Regions from separate parts of the Homo sapiens genome. Here regions 2 and 3 are each linked to region 1. A link is a contact called in ENCODE Hi-C or POLR2A ChIA-PET data. All regions are on one chromosome and are shown on one strand. The core of a region is the stretch at or near the end of the contact, and the rest is flanking DNA. Distances in the headings are between cores, read along the strand shown.

Evidence for each region. Hi-C counts contacts between places; a loop is a spot of excess contacts on that map. ChIA-PET counts read pairs that join two places held with the same protein, here RNA polymerase II (POLR2A). Pooled maps may share reads with other maps.
Region 2: a loop to region 1 is called in a pooled map, with 5 times the contacts of the local background. The contact joins two enhancer-like sites. A Hi-C loop is called at or near these places in 3 of 37 single-sample maps with no recorded cell type and 4 of 50 pooled maps. POLR2A ChIA-PET finds 5 or more read pairs at or near these places in 2 of 52 experiments (CD8-positive, alpha-beta memory T cell and HEK293).
Region 3: a map with no recorded cell type shows a loop between it and region 1 (2.8-fold over the local background). The contact joins two enhancer-like sites. A Hi-C loop is called at or near these places in 1 of 37 single-sample maps with no recorded cell type and 5 of 50 pooled maps. POLR2A ChIA-PET finds 5 or more read pairs at or near these places in 1 of 52 experiments (activated T-cell).

Annotation. Positions count from the first base shown.
Region 1 is chr9:132,008,051-132,011,011 of GRCh38, forward strand. All of the region lies in intron 3 of MED27 (mediator complex subunit 27), which reads right to left. Among named protein-coding and RNA genes, the nearest start is that of MED27, 70 kb to the right of the region's middle. Within about 2 kb of position 1,546, at least 2 of the 41 ENCODE cell types and tissues checked have a DNase peak (open chromatin) inside an H3K27ac peak, as active enhancers do.
Region 2 is chr9:132,380,640-132,383,600 of GRCh38, forward strand. All of the region lies in intron 9 of TTF1 (transcription termination factor 1), which reads right to left. Among named protein-coding and RNA genes, the nearest start is that of TTF1, 25 kb to the right of the region's middle. RefSeq lists an enhancer at 1,622-1,781. Within about 2 kb of position 1,537, at least 6 of the 41 ENCODE cell types and tissues checked have a DNase peak (open chromatin) inside an H3K27ac peak, as active enhancers do.
Region 3 is chr9:131,660,652-131,663,612 of GRCh38, forward strand. All of the region lies in intron 1 of RAPGEF1 (Rap guanine nucleotide exchange factor 1), which reads right to left. Among named protein-coding and RNA genes, the nearest start is that of RAPGEF1, 78 kb to the right of the region's middle. Within about 2 kb of position 1,497, at least 4 of the 41 ENCODE cell types and tissues checked have a DNase peak (open chromatin) inside an H3K27ac peak, as active enhancers do.

The DNA.
Region 1 (2,961 bases), core at 296-2,795:
ACAGTCACCTCTGCTGTTACTGAAAGCTGGCATTTCATCAGGCCAAGTTGTTGAAACTCAGAGGAGTGCTAGGCCATTCAGCCTGGCCATACTGATTGAAAGCAATATTCCATGTTAACACAAAAGCACACAACACTGCATTAGAAAATCGAGGCTGCTATCTAAGATAGAACACAGGTAAACACAGCTACATCTCTCAATAAATACATAGATATCTCAATATATAACTCATAGATCAATTAAATAAGATATAGCCACTCTCCAGGCTGATCCCAATCCTATGAGGCTCAGAAGCCCAACAATGTTTGCACAGCAACAGTGGACACAGCCTCTCAGCCTCTTTACGGAAACGATAGCACCCCTTGTGCAAAAACCTTAATTTGAGCATTTGGAAATCCTAGAAGTGAGGTCACTTCATCAGTGCCCTCTGAACGCTAACAAGTGATAAAATATCTTTCATCATGAACAAGATCTTTATCTTCTATCAAGCTTCTTTGGAGGGGGAGAAAGATATGAATCATTAATCCCATGAATCACTCATCCTATGGGAGCTCAGGGAGGAATCTGAGTCTTCAGAGACTACCGTTAGAGCCCTGCATTTTAAAAACAAACACATCGTACACAGCTCCTGCATTCCTGCCACGCCTGTGCTCTCTGCACAGTTGGGCAGAACTAGTAGTTTTGCTGTAGCAGCCTTAGTGCCATCCAACTGCTAACACAAGCCACGCAGAAACCTACCCATCACTGCACTAATACGCACAGGGTTGCAGAGAAAGGTGTGTGAGGAACCCAGACGCTAGCCCTTCACTGCTTTCCTCCACCGTTTAAAAACAAAACCTTTCCTTAGAATCCTGTAAGCCTATGCAAGAAAGCATCTAGCATTCTCAATGAAATAAGGCCCCCATCCTTCACAGCCAGCAGCAGATAAATCTGGTGAAGGGCGGCTGGGCTTCCCCAAGTGGACCTCCCTCCCCACTCTGCCCGTGGCCTTCTCAGGCACTGGAAGAAGGTCATGTCAGTCAACTTGGTCCATGTTGCTATGATGCTCTGCTCCTTGTTTGCTCCTATCTCTACTCAGAACTTCCCAAAAACCAAGATTATATCTTATTCATCTCCGAATCCCCAGCACAGTGCATAGAACCAAGCATTTGTAGGCCCTGAGTAAATATTTACTGAATAAATAAGTGAATGGGGTTTACAGGCTCAGCCATTGTTCCTGTGTGCGATGTGATGGTTTTAAAATAAATATGTCCACAAATTCTTTGACACGTCTTTCTTCAAAAGGGAGAGCCTCATCCCCTCCCCTTGCATGCCAGTCAAACTTCGTGACTCATTGCAAATGAACAGAATGGGGTAGAACTGACGCTGTGTGTCTTCTGAGATTAGGTCATAAAAAGGATGGCTGCTGCCTGGCTCTCATTCTCCTAGATTGCTGGCTCTGGAGGAGCCAGAAGCCATGTCATGAGGATATTCAAGCAGCCTGCGGAGAGGCCTAGGTGGAGAGGAACCGAGATCTCCTGCCAACGGCCAGCACCAACTTGCCTGCCATGTGAGTGAGCCACCTTGCAAGTGGAGCTCCTAATCCCAGCCAAACCTCAGGTGACTGCAGCCTTACAAGAGGCTCTGAGCCAGAACCACCCAAACGAGCCACTCCTGGATTCCTAATCCACAGAAACTGTGAGAGATAATGTTCATGGCTGTTAAAGCACTAAGTTTTAGAGCAATCTGTTATGAAGCAATAGATAATTAACATAGCAACCTTGGAGGATTTCGGTGTTTTATAAGGGGGTTGAAAGGATTTTCTTAATGACAAAAAGTTAGTTTATAGTTATGTTGTGCTTATAATAAAAATTTTGTTGATGGGGTTGTTTTTTCTTGTAAATTTGTTTGAGTTCTTTGTAGATTCTGGATATTAGCCCTTTGTCAGATGAGTAGATTGCAAAAATTTTCTCCCATTCTGTAGGTTGCCTGTTCACTCTGATGGTAGTTTCTTTTGCTGTGCAGAAGCTCTTTAGTTTAATTAGATCCCATTTGTCAATTTTGGCTTTGTTGCCATTGCTTCTGGTGTTTTAGACATGAAGTCCTTGCCCATGCCTATGTCCTGAATGGTATTGCCTAGGTTTTCTTCTAGGGTTTTTATGGTTTTAGGTCTAACATTTAAGTGGGTGAAGGATATGAACAGACACTTCTCAAAAGAAGACATTTACGCAGCCAACAGACACATGAAAAAATGCTCATCATCACTGGCCATCAGAGAAATGCAAATCAAAACCACAATGACATACCATCTCACACCAGTTAGAATGGCAATCATTAAAAAGTCAGGAAACAACAGGTGCTGGAGAGGATGTGGAGAAATAGGAACACTTTTACACTGTTGGTGGGACTGTAAACTAGTTCAACCATTGTGGAAGACAGCGTGGTGATTCCTCAGGGATCTAGAACTAGAAATACCATTTGACCCAGCCATCCCATTGCTGGGTATATACCCAAAGGATTATAAGTCATGCTGCTATAAAGACACATGCAAACATATGTTTATTGTGGCACTATTCACAATAGCAAAGACTTGGAACCAACCTAAATGTCCATCAATGATAGACTGGATTAAGAAAATGTGGCACATATACACCACGGAATACTATGCAGCCATAAAAAATGATGAGTTCATGTCCTTTGTAGGGACATGGATGAAGCTGGAAACCATCATTCTCAGCAAACTATCAGAAGGACAAAAAACCAAACACCACATGTTGTCACTCGTAAGTGGGAATTGAACAATGAGAACACTTGGACACAGGAGGGGGAACATCACACACCGGGTCCTGTTGTGGGGTGGGCGAAGGGGGGAGGGATAGCATTAGGAGATATACCTAATGTAAATGACGAGTTAATGGGTGCAGCACACCAACATGGCACATGTATACATATGTAACAAACCTGCAGGTTGTGCACATGTAC
Region 2 (2,961 bases), core at 287-2,786, 370 kb after region 1:
AAGCAAGTGTTACACCTCATTAGGTGGAGATGCTATCCTTAAATCCTGCCTATATAATTCACAAAGTCTTTAAGAATCTGAGGAGACTGAACCTTCAATATAATTTTTACCATTTTGTTATTAAAACTTTGAGAGTACGTAGTATTTCAAATAGTATTTGACTAGATGCCATAATCTCTATCTTAGAGTTTTGAGATTCGTAAATCTGAAATAGGTAATCAGTTCATCAGTTACCCCCTACCTGGATTTTGTGGGGCCCTTTTATTTATTTTTATTTAATTTATTTTCTTGAGACAGGGTCTCACTCTGTCACCCAGGCTGGAATGCAGTGGCGTGATCTCGGGTCACTGCAACTTCTGGCTCCCAGGCTCAAGCGATCCTCCCACTTCAGCCTCCAGAGTAGCTGGGACAACAGGCATGTGTCACCACGTGCAGCTTAATAATCAGTTTTTAAACATGTAATTTTATTTAAAACCATAAAAACCCATTTTAGTTTTAAAAATCATGTGATCTGAAGAAATGTCACAAAGCATACACAAATTTAATGGAAAAGCTGAATTTTTTTTTTTTTTGAGATGGAGTCTGGCTCTGTGGCCCAGGCTGGAGTGCAGTGACGCAATCTCGGCTCACTGCAACCTCCTCCTCCTGGGTTCAAGCAATTCTGCCTCAGCCTCCCCAGTAGCTGGGATTACAGGTACCTGCTACCACGCCCAGCTAATTTTTGTATTTTAGTAGAGATGGGGTTTCACCATGTTGGGCAGGTTGGTCTCAAACTCCTGACCTCAAGCAATCCACCCGCCTTGGCCTCCCAAAGTGCTGGGATTACAGGCGTGAATCACCACGCCCGGCCGAAAAGTTGAATTTTTAAAAAGTGGTTTGACATTATAAAGGGCTTTGTCAATGTAAGTCGTTCTCAAGATGGGAGCTGGTGGGGTGCACATCAGCGTCACCTCCTTCAAAGCACCTGGCACCCTCCCTGCTTGGGGCCTATGATGCTGAAGAGTGGGCACCCTGCCCCTCAGATGAGCTAGAAAAGAAAAGACTTTGGGACCACGGCATGTATCTGTGAGTCCTGGCAGGGCCTGGACTAAGAATTTCCAATTCTCCACATTCAAGAAGGAAGAGACGGATTGTCCTTTCTTGTTTGGTTATAATCCCAAACCATAAATAACTAACCACCAGAACCAGTTTAAACCCTCCCTAATGGTTCCGCAGAATATTGACTAGAAACAAAACAAAATCTTTCCTAATGGACCAATGGCGACCTCACACCAGTAGCCACACTTCTGGAAGTCAGCCAGGCTGCAGCAGCCTCACCCCACTGTCTACCTTCCAAAACCAAAGGCCAAACAATCCCTCAACATCCCTGCATCTGAAAGTCACTGATCCCCGAGCCCCATGATGCTCGGCAACACGTAGAGGGCCTGTGCTCTGCAGCCCAGCTCTCCCTTGCGTAGCAAGCAGTAAGTTGAGATATCGAGAGTGGTGGGCCCTCCAATCGCAGGAACTGATTAAAATGCAAGAGCTATGTGCAGTGAAGGCTCACAGTGAAGGGAAAGAGAGACAGCTTATAAACACAAGAGCCATGTTCAATCTCACTTCTCACATGAGAAATGCAAATGAAAACCACAAGGAAACTGACAGAAGCTTAAAGAGGAACAGGATCTTTATATAGTCTTAAAATGTCTTCCCACAGCCATTTCTTACCACCAAAGGAAGAACCAGTATTTTTATACAGTGGGGAAAAGAGGCAGATGCTGCCTTAGCTAAATAATAAAAAAAAGTCAAAACGAGAATTATGTACCTTGTGACGTAATGCAGTGATAGCAAACATCAGGAATATGCTGTACTCCTGCCCGAAGGACACAGCCTGAATCTCCTCAAGAGGAAATACCAGACAAGTGCCAACTGCGGACATTCTACAAAACACCTAGCCTGTATTCCTCCAAAATTTCACTACCATCAACAGCAAAGATGGACGATCTTCATAGATTAAAAGACAGTAAGGAAGGCCGGGCATGGTGGCTCACGTCTGTAATCCCAGCACTTTGAGAGGGATTAAGGCCAGGAGTTCAAGCATAGCCTGGGCAACATGGCAAAACCCCATCTCTACTAAAAATACAAAAAAAAAAAAAAAAAAAAAAAGTCAGGTGTGGTGGCTCACGCCTGTAATCTCAGCAATTTGGGAGGCTGAGGTGGGTGGATCACTTGAGGTAAGGAGTTTGAGACCAGCCTGGCCAACATGGTGAAACCTTGTCTCTATTAAAAATACAAAAATTAGCCAGGTATGGTGGCAGGTACCTGTAATCCCAGCTATTCAGAGGCTGAGACAGGAGAACTGCTTGAACCCGGAAGGTGGAGGTTGCAGGGAACCGAGATCACGCTGTTGCACTCCAGCCTGGGCAACAAGAGTGAAAATCCGTCTCAAAAAAAAAAAAATTAACTAATTAAAAAAAAAACTAGCCAGGCAGGGTGGTGCATGCCTCTAATTCCAGCTATTTAGGTGGCTGAGGCACAAGAATTGCTTGAACCTGGGAGGCAGAGGGTGCAGTGAGCTGAGATCACACCATTGTAACTCCAGCCTGGGCAACAGAGTAAGACTCTTGTCTTCAAAAAAAAAAAAAAAAAGGACACTAAGGAAATGGAACAATTATTAAAGGGGGAAAATGCTATCAAGGACATTACTGGGACAACTGGTGAAATCTGAATGTGGACTATGTTTTAGAGGGTGTACTATATCAATGTGAAACTTCCTGATTCTCGATTGTACTATGGTTATGTAAAATAACATCCTTGCTTGGGAAGTGGTATCTGCCACTAACTCTTGAATGGTTATGGGAAAAACCGTATTCCCTTGGAGGAGGGAGAGAGGGATGATAAAGTGAACGTAGCAGAATGTTCAGAAGAGGCGACTATGGGTAAAGGGGATGCGGGGTTCTTTCTGTTACTCTTGCAACTTGT
Region 3 (2,961 bases), core at 247-2,746, 350 kb before region 1:
TCCTAGGGATGGACGGCATGGGAAGCTGGATGCGACATAGTCAAACTGCCCCCCACTGAGCTGAATGCAGCCAGCACTGCCTGCCCCAGAGTGGGGCCCTGGATGGAGGCAGAAGGGGTGAGGAGGGATTCTGGGCCCTGGGGCCTTCTCGCCTATGCAGGAAACCAGGCTTCACCTTGGATTTGGGTTAAGATCTGACAGAACCACCCTTTTCATTTTACTTGCATAACTGGTAAGCATTACAAAGAGATTCAGAATCACAAAAGGCAACATTCAAATGGCCAATAAACATATAACAAGGTGCTCAATTTGTCATCAGGAAGCAGTACATTAAAACCACTGAGCTACCACCACAAACATGCCTGAATAGATAAAAAGAAAAAACAGGGAACACTATCGGTGTTGTGGATGAAGAGAAGGGGGACTCTCTACCCTGCTGACTGACAGCCACCCACTATGGCTGAACACATCCTTCCTCTCCAGCCCAATAACTCCACTCCAAAGAACGCCTGTGTGAGGTCACCATCAGACATGTACCAGAATATCACAGCAGTGCTCGGCGAATGCCTGTCGACAGCAGGACGGGTGAACCGTGGCACCGTCGCACAGTGGAATATCATGCAATCGACACCCATGACATGCATGGTTCTCACGAGTGTAGAGAGAAGCCAGATTCAAAAGAGTACATTTTATACGATTCCATTTATATAAATGCAAAAACAGACAAATTTAATCTATTATTTGGGGATTCAAGATAGTGGTTATGCTCGGGGAGTGGGGGGTGGTTAACTGGCAGGTGACATGAAGCAGTGGGCTTCTGAGGTGACGGTTATGGCCTGTTTCTTGATCTGGGGGTTGGTTGTACCAGTGTGTTCAACTTGCGAAAATCCTGCAAGCTATCTACATAAGGTATGTGTATATACTTCCTGATGTATAGTATATTCCAACAAAAAGGTGAAATAACCCAGATACAAAGGTCTAAGATTCTTCGGAAAAAGAGCCCACATGATTTTTATATGGGTCAGATTAACAACTGCAAAGTTCATTTACAACTTAAGGAAATTCCATTCCCTAAAACAAACAAATGTATTTACCCATGAATATTCCAGAATGAGTATCTTCCCTAAGAACTCTGAATTGACTATCTCAGGAAGAGCCTGTGAATATCTCAGGAAACTTTTGTCTCATCTTTTTAAAAATAATAAAAGATAACACCTACATAAATGTATACATTCTTAGGATCTTAAATCACCAGTAAATAAGCATTTTCCAATCTCTTCTCCCTTACTGTATGAAAAATTCTAGGAACTTAATATAAATACAATTGAATCTTATAATTTTTTATGTTTAACCAAGATTGAATCAATATACTTTTAATAATAGTATCTGTCTCATGAGGCTCGCCTAAGAATTAAAACCAAAACTCATTCAATGACTTTTTAGGCATCTCATCTGTGCCTTACATCAGCGGTGGGGCCCCACCCACCCGGCCTGCTCACACACTGCACCAGCCATTCTCTCCTCTCCCCACCACCAGGTTTCCTTCTGCTGTGTGTCACTTCACGTCTGCACATACACATGGTAGATCTCCCCCATCTTAAAGACCCGAGTCCTTAAGCCCACCTTCTCCTCCAGCTACTCCCACGTTTGTTTCTCTAAATAGCAAAACCACTTGAAAGACTTGCCTATATGTTGTCTACAGTTCCTTTCCTCTTATCCTTCATTTTCCCCCAACATTTTATTTTTTGAGACAGGGTCTTGCTCTGTTGCCCAGGCTGGAGTATAGTGGTGTGATCCCAGTTCACTGTAGCTATGACCTCTGGGGCTCACATGATCCTCCTGAGGAGCTGGGACTACAGGCATGCGCCACTATGCCTGGCTAATTTTTTGTTTTATTTTGTTTTTTTTTTTTTTGAGATGGAGTCTCACTCTGTCACCAAGGCTGGAGTGCAGTGGCACGATCTCGGCTCACTGCCTTCCTGGTTCAAGTGATTCTCCTGCCTCAGCCTCCTGAGTAGCTGGGATTACAAGCATGAATCACCATGCCTGGCTAATTTTTTTTTGTATTTTTAGTAGAGACAGGGTTTCACCATTTCGGCGAACCTGGTCTCAAACTCCTGACCTCAAGTGATCTGCCTGTCTCGGCCTCCCAAAGTGCTAGCCACCATGCCCAGCCCTGGCTAAGTTTTGTTCGTTTTGTAGAGATAGGGTCTCACTATGTTGCCTAGGCTGGTCTCGAGCTCCTGGGCTCAAGTGATCCTCTTGCCTCAGTCTCCCAAAGTGCTGAGATCACAGGTGTGAGCCTCCACGCCTGGTTCCAACGTTGTATTCTGGAAAAAAAAAATCAAATCTACTGATGTGCTGAAAGAATATTATGAAGCGAACGTCCACATACCCGTCACCTAGATTCGTCAACCGTTAACATTCTGCCATGCCCGCTTTCCAAAGTTATATTTTGGAAAAAAAAAAATCAAATCTATTGATGTGCTGAAAGAATACTATGAAGCGAACGTCCACATACCCTTCACCTAGATTCGTCAACCGTTAACATTTTGCCATGCTCGCTTTCCATCCCTTTTCTTTCTCTATCACAGAAACACACATGCAAATTTATTTTTCATCAAAGCAACTGAAAGTTGCACACGTTATAACACATCTCTAAATACTACCAGCTGTCTCTCTCCTAGGAACAAGGACATTCTCCTGCATAAATAACATAATAACATTATCATACCCAAGATATTTAACACTGACATAATATTTGCTCCATAAGCAAATTTCTCTTATCAGATTCTCTATAGCTTTTTTTTTTTTTTTTTAAATCCAAGATCCAATTAAGGAGCATACATTGCATCTGGTTGTCATGTCTCTCCAATTTCCCTTATCTAGTCTGGAGGCAGGAGGGACGGGACTGGCTTTTGGACGTTGACATATTTTGAAAAGTGCCTGCCAGTTGTCTTG